Linked DNA regions of Homo sapiens: region 2 is linked to region 1. The links are chromatin contacts, found by Hi-C or POLR2A ChIA-PET in ENCODE. All regions are on one chromosome and are shown on one strand. Each heading gives the region's core, a stretch centred on a gene start or an enhancer-like site at or near the end of the contact. The rest is flanking DNA. Distances are from core to core; before and after follow the strand shown. Region 1 overlaps LGALS9 (galectin 9). Region 2 has its middle 5.0 kb from the start of NOS2.

Evidence for each region. Hi-C counts contacts between places; a loop is a spot of excess contacts on that map. ChIA-PET counts read pairs that join two places held with the same protein, here RNA polymerase II (POLR2A). Pooled maps may share reads with other maps.
Region 2: a loop to region 1 is called in a map of HepG2, with 6 times the contacts of the local background. The contact joins two enhancer-like sites. A Hi-C loop is called at or near these places in 2 of 168 maps with a recorded cell type or tissue (HepG2 and naive thymus-derived CD4-positive, alpha-beta T cell) and 6 of 50 pooled maps. POLR2A ChIA-PET finds 5 or more read pairs at or near these places in 4 of 52 experiments (GM12878, OCI-LY7, WTC11 and 1 more).

The regions. Positions count from the first base shown.
Region 1 is chr17:27,648,716-27,651,626 of GRCh38, forward strand. LGALS9 (galectin 9) reads left to right here. Exons shown (of 11, transcript NM_009587.3): 11 at 121-845. The coding sequence ends at 267. It also overlaps the pseudogene NOS2P1. Among named protein-coding and RNA genes, the nearest start is that of LGALS9, 19 kb to the left of the region's middle. Within about 2 kb of position 1,361, at least 2 of the 41 ENCODE cell types and tissues checked have a DNase peak (open chromatin) inside an H3K27ac peak, as active enhancers do.
Region 2 is chr17:27,804,085-27,806,995 of GRCh38, forward strand. No RefSeq gene overlaps it. Among named protein-coding and RNA genes, the nearest start is that of NOS2, 5.0 kb to the left of the region's middle. RefSeq lists promoters at 1-2,911, 1-2,911 and enhancers at 1,379-1,673, 1,401-2,448, 1,640-1,660, 1,984-2,043, 2,074-2,313 and 1 more. Within about 2 kb of position 1,552, at least 13 of the 41 ENCODE cell types and tissues checked have a DNase peak (open chromatin) inside an H3K27ac peak, as active enhancers do.

The DNA of each region.
Region 1 (2,911 bases), core at 111-2,610:
CAGGTGAGGGGCTTATTAACAACTGAGGAGGGAGGGAGGGTGGGAGGGAGGGAGAGAGGAGGCTGCAGTGAGGGTGGAGGACTTCCCAAGTGTAGTGCAAACGGCATGATCTCTGCACAGGTGTGGATCTTGTGTGAAGCTCACTGCCTCAAGGTGGCCGTGGATGGTCAGCACCTGTTTGAATACTACCATCGCCTGAGGAACCTGCCCACCATCAACAGACTGGAAGTGGGGGGCGACATCCAGCTGACCCATGTGCAGACATAGGCGGCTTCCTGGCCCTGGGGCCGGGGGCTGGGGTGTGGGGCAGTCTGGGTCCTCTCATCATCCCCACTTCCCAGGCCCAGCCTTTCCAACCCTGCCTGGGATCTGGGCTTTAATGCAGAGGCCATGTCCTTGTCTGGTCCTGCTTCTGGCTACAGCCACCCTGGAACGGAGAAGGCAGCTGACGGGGATTGCCTTCCTCAGCCGCAGCAGCACCTGGGGCTCCAGCTGCTGGAATCCTACCATCCCAGGAGGCAGGCACAGCCAGGGAGAGGGGAGGAGTGGGCAGTGAAGATGAAGCCCCATGCTCAGTCCCCTCCCATCCCCCACGCAGCTCCACCCCAGTCCCAAGCCACCAGCTGTCTGCTCCTGGTGGGAGGTGGCCTCCTCAGCCCCTCCTCTCTGACCTTTAACCTCACTCTCACCTTGCACCGTGCACCAACCCTTCACCCCTCCTGGAAAGCAGGCCTGATGGCTTCCCACTGGCCTCCACCACCTGACCAGAGTGTTCTCTTCAGAGGACTGGCTCCTTTCCCAGTGTCCTTAAAATAAAGAAATGAAAATGCTTGTTGGCACATTCATGTGGGTTGACCATGGCTTCTTTAATTCATTTGGAGACATTTTGGAGTCTGTGGAATCGGGCGGGGGTGCTGCTGAGAGGAGTGGGATGGGAAAGCATGGACTCCCTTTGGGCAGGGGGTCCTGACCTCACACCTCCTCCCAGAGGGTCTCTTGCAAATCCCACGAGGGTGTTGGAGAAAGCAGGCTGGGGCTCTAGCCTTTTGGGCAGGAGTCTCGGACACAGGAAGGGTGGTAATGGGGGACACCAGGAAACAGCCCCATGCCTCCGAGATGGGAGAGGGGCTGGGGCAGAGCCTGTGAGGGCCACAGCAGGGTCAGAGCTGCCTCCTCAGACCTGGCGTCCCAGTGGGAGGAGGTGGCTTGGGGAGGGGGGTCAGGAGAAGCTGATCCGAAGCACCGTCTGGGTGTGTGTTCCATTGTGGGTCTCCCCGGCATTAGGGGTTAGGGCTTGCGTGGGAAAAGTGGCTCAGTGTTCATGTGTGGGGTTCTGCCAGCCACTGGGCCACTGCCCAACAGCCCAGCTCCGCGTCCACGTGATGCCAACACATCCTGCTTGGCTCAGCAAGAATCCAGTTCCTCAGGCCCCAGTGTAGTCCTCGGAGCTGGCAGCACCAGCAGCAACTGGGAGCTTGTTGGAAACGCGGCATCCCGCGCACCGCCCCCCTGCCCCGTGACACACACACATACCTACCTGAGAGATCAGAGCCTTCGTTTTCACAACACCCCAGGTGAGACACACACATTAAAGCTGAGAAGCCGGCTGGGCATGGTGGCTCACGCCTGTAATCCCAGCACTTTGGGAGGCCGAGACAGGCAGATCATCTGAGGTCTGGAGTTTGTGACCAGTCTGGCTAACATGACAAAACCCCGTCTCTACTAAAAATAATAATAATTTAAAAAAAGTAGCCGGGTGTGGTGGCGGGCACCTGTAATCCCAGCTACTCGGGAGGCTGAGGGGGGAGAATCGCTTGAACCCAGGAGGCAGATGTTGCATTGAGCCAATAATGCGCCATTGCACTCCAGCCTGGGTGACAAGAGTGAAATTCCGTCTCAAAATTAAAAACAAAACAAAACAACAACAACAACAAAAACACAAACCTGAGAAGCCCCGGTCCGGGAGCGGACTCCTGGCTGTGTTGCTGAGATGCACGGCTGTCGCGCAGGGCACAGAGCTTTTCTGGAGCCTGAGGTTGACACTACACCTTCTCCTGCCACCTGAGACTCTGCTGCTAGAAGAGGGAGGGGAGAGAGAGGGGCGAAGTCGGCTAGGGCGGCCAGGAGGCAGACACCAAACCCGAGCTGGGAGCCGTGTGTTGCTAGGACCCCAGCGTCCCCTGCTGAGCTCCTTCCTTGGTTCTGACCAGGAGAAGGAAATGGGGCTCAGTCTCTTAAGAAGCCTTCCTTGGCCAGCTCCAAACCCGGGAGGGTCCCCAATCCCTCAGACGAGGATGCTGTGGCCCACACTTGCCTCGACATGTTGCCTTCCCAGGGACCACATCCGTATGAGACAAACTCACATGGGACAGGTGGCCCCAGAGCAAAACGCTAAGACAGTGTCTAAGAAGAAGCTCAAGGCCTTCCCAGAAGCGCTGGCCTCATGTGAGAATCCCACCCACGCCAGACCCCGTTTCAGATCCTTTGTGAGGGAGGCAGGCCTGTGCCCCCTGCCCTACCACAGGTCTTTGGACAAGCAACGAAGCTCCATCTTCTGCTGTCACACCTGGCAGCCATTTCAGAGGAGCCATGGCCTGCCTGGGTTGTCCCTCTGTGGGGGATCTGTCCAGGCTGCGACACCCACCAGCTCCCCACTCTGTATAACTGAGGGCCACATTCCCTACAAAACAGCCCCCAACCCCCCTCCCCCGCCACACACACATACAGTGTGATTAAAGTAAAATGCAATTCATGTAAATATCTCCATCAAGGAATCATACAGGGAAGACCCAAGTGGCCGTTGGGAACAGACTGGGTGTTAGTTTTTTAAATACAGAGGCATAAATAACTGTACACAAGGCAGTTAAATACACAGTGGTGTGACAGCACCTCCTGGTGGTCACTTGAAGTG
Region 2 (2,911 bases), core at 302-2,801, 160 kb after region 1:
TAATGATTGTGATGATACACAGAGGTTAGGAGACTCACCAAGGTCACACAGCAAACAGCCTTCAAGCCGGGACAAACAGTGAGCTTCTGGTACCCTCCCCAGAGCGCCTGTCTGCAGGGTCCAGGGCTGGCCCCCTCCTGGAGGTTGGCAAGTCTCCTACGGCTTCCTGGGCCTGCACGGCTGCCTTCTTCTTGGCCCTGCCCACCCAGCAGGCCGCATTCCTGGCCTCTTCTGATGATGGATGCAGCAGGTGAATTCTGCTGGGGAGAAATCAAAGAGCACCTTGAAGGGCAGGCGGGGGACAGGTGGGCCCCCCGGAGGGTGGCGATAGAGGTTCCGAGGCTGCTGTGGAGAAATGCCCTCCTCCCTGCCTTCCCAGGCTGTCCTAGGCACCATGCTGACAGCAATCAGCACGGGAATGTCTTGGGCTCATTATCCTGGAATTGATTTTCCACTGGATTGATTTGATCTGTTTCTATGCCAGGCTGTGAAGATGGTTCAGATCCAGTTAGCCCTCGGAAGTTAGCAACTTTGAAGGCTTTTCTACAAAAACAATTGATCAGAGCTAACGTTTACTGAGCAAGGCACTTAAACATACCAAGCATTTAATCCACACAACAGTCCTATGGGGTGGGAATGATCACTAGCCCCATTTTATAGATGGGGAAATTGAGGCTAAGCAAAGCCAAATGACTTGTCCAAGACCACACAGTCAGGTGGTGGCAGGGCTACAACCCTGGAGTCCCAGCTTGCACTTGCTCTGGTGCTTGCTCCATAAATACAGCCAGGCCCTGGGCTTTCCATTTATTATCTCAGTTAATCCTCCAACAACGTTGTGTGGCAGGTACTATTATAATACTATCCCCAATTCACCAATAAGGAAACCGAGACACAGAAAGTTTGAGCGACCAGCTCAATGTCACTCAGTTTGTAAGTGGCAAAGCTGAGGACTGACCCAGGTCTGAGACCTTGACTGGACCCCACTTGTGCGCCCACTGTGTGCTTACCCATTTTGCTACAGGTGAGTACACCCAGGGGCAAGGAGAGGTGACAATGAGAGAGTGGGAAACTGAGATCAAGGTAGGAGCTGAGGATTACCTGGGGTTGAATGTTCTCCCCTCCATGTCAGTGTCTGGTGCCAGCTCTGTGCAAGGCCATGGAAGGAGGAGACGGAGTTCCTACTGTGTGCCCCGCCTCACAGAAAGTGATAAAAATTTTATTTTAGAAATATATTTAAGGTTTAAAGAGAGCCAGTTTAAGGTAAAATGTTTAAGCAAATAACAGTATAGGTGCATGCAGATGTGACACAAATGATAAAGGTGGGACGTGAAGGAAACACAGGGGCGTGGCTCTTACTCTCTATTTGTGTGTGTGCATGTCCCGTGGCGAGTCACGTGTCCTGTGGGGCCTTCACTCCACTCAGCTGTCAAAGGAAGGCATTGAGAAGAGGCATTCCTGGGACCCTCCCGGTTCTGAGGCCCTAACAAGCTCAAGTCCCCAGACCGTGAGCCCTATGTCATTTGTCAAGTGACCACTGGAGGGCGTGAGTCACACAAATTCCAGCAGCTCCGAAGCTGAGGTCTTCCCCGGTTTCCACCACCTTGCCTGACTCGGAGATGACGGAAGTGAAGTGAAGGGATTTTTACTGGAAACGCCCGGTGGTCACTCCAGGATGGACAGGCCCAGGGTGGACCAGGAAGGTGGACAAGCTTTGCTGAGTCCCTGGAGTGTGACTCAAGCTGGCTGGTGCAGGCCTGGCACTTTGCTGCTGTTTCTTTTAAAAGCCTCGTTTCTTGTCAAGCCTCCCCAGAACACCCTCCCTTCCCTGCCCTCCCGTTTTGCTTCCTGGGTGCCCGTCCTTCTAGGCGGAGAAACAACAAACAGAGTGGCACCTGGGGTAGTCCCAGGGTGTGATGGTTCAAGGGGCAAGATTCAGGGGCAAGTAGTGTATCTGGGAAGTGCAGGGGACATCAGGAGGGGAATGAGGAAGTGAGACAGAGAAAGGGAGGCAGCTGGTAAAAGTACTATAGGGCAGCTTTCACGATTTGCAACCAGACTCAGCCCCACCAGGGAACTTGAAAAATGGTGCAGAAAACAGGGCTTCAAATGATCCCATCCAAGGGGCCAGGGGCTGGGCTACTGACCCAGCAGTTCCAGAGCATCACTCATTGAGGCTGCTCCCAGGGAGGTTAAATTCCCAAGGCCTGCTGTGGGCAGAGCAGCCTTCCTTGGTTCTGGGAAAGCCCTCTAGAATTCACAAAGTGCACTGGAATGAGACGAAGACAGACGTCACTGCTACAGGGGGTTTAGAATTGGGTCAAATGGAGGAAGAGAGGTACCTCCTCCCCAGGTACAGCCTCTGAGGGTGCTGGATGCTGATCCAAGAAGTTCTAAATGCCAAGAGCTTCAGCTAAGCCCACCCTCTTGTATCCTTCCCTAAGAAGCGCTGCATCTTTGGTTAGGCCACATAAGCCCTCCGGGCCTCCCTTTCCTCAGTTAAGGGTCTCTGAGGCCTTTCCAGCTGTGGTATCTGGGCTTTCTGAGTCTCCCCACCTCATACATATCTGGTCTTTGATGCTCTTGGAAAAGTTATCTTCCCCACCAGAGTGCCCCTGAAAGGCAGAATGTAGCAACGACTGGCAACTTCTGCAGAGCCTGACCACTGTGTGCACAGAGATGTCTGGAGCATCGCTCTCTACGAGAGCCAGAAACAACCCAAGTGATCAGCATAGAGAAAGGCACACCAGGCCAGCTTTATAGTGTACCATTACGTGGCCAAAAAAAAAGTGTATTAAGAATTTTTTGGCCAGGTGTGGTAGCTCATGCCTGTAAATTCTAGCATTTTGGGAGGCTAAGATGGGAGGATTGCTTGAGCCCAGGAGTTTGAGACCAGCCTTGCCAACATGGCAAA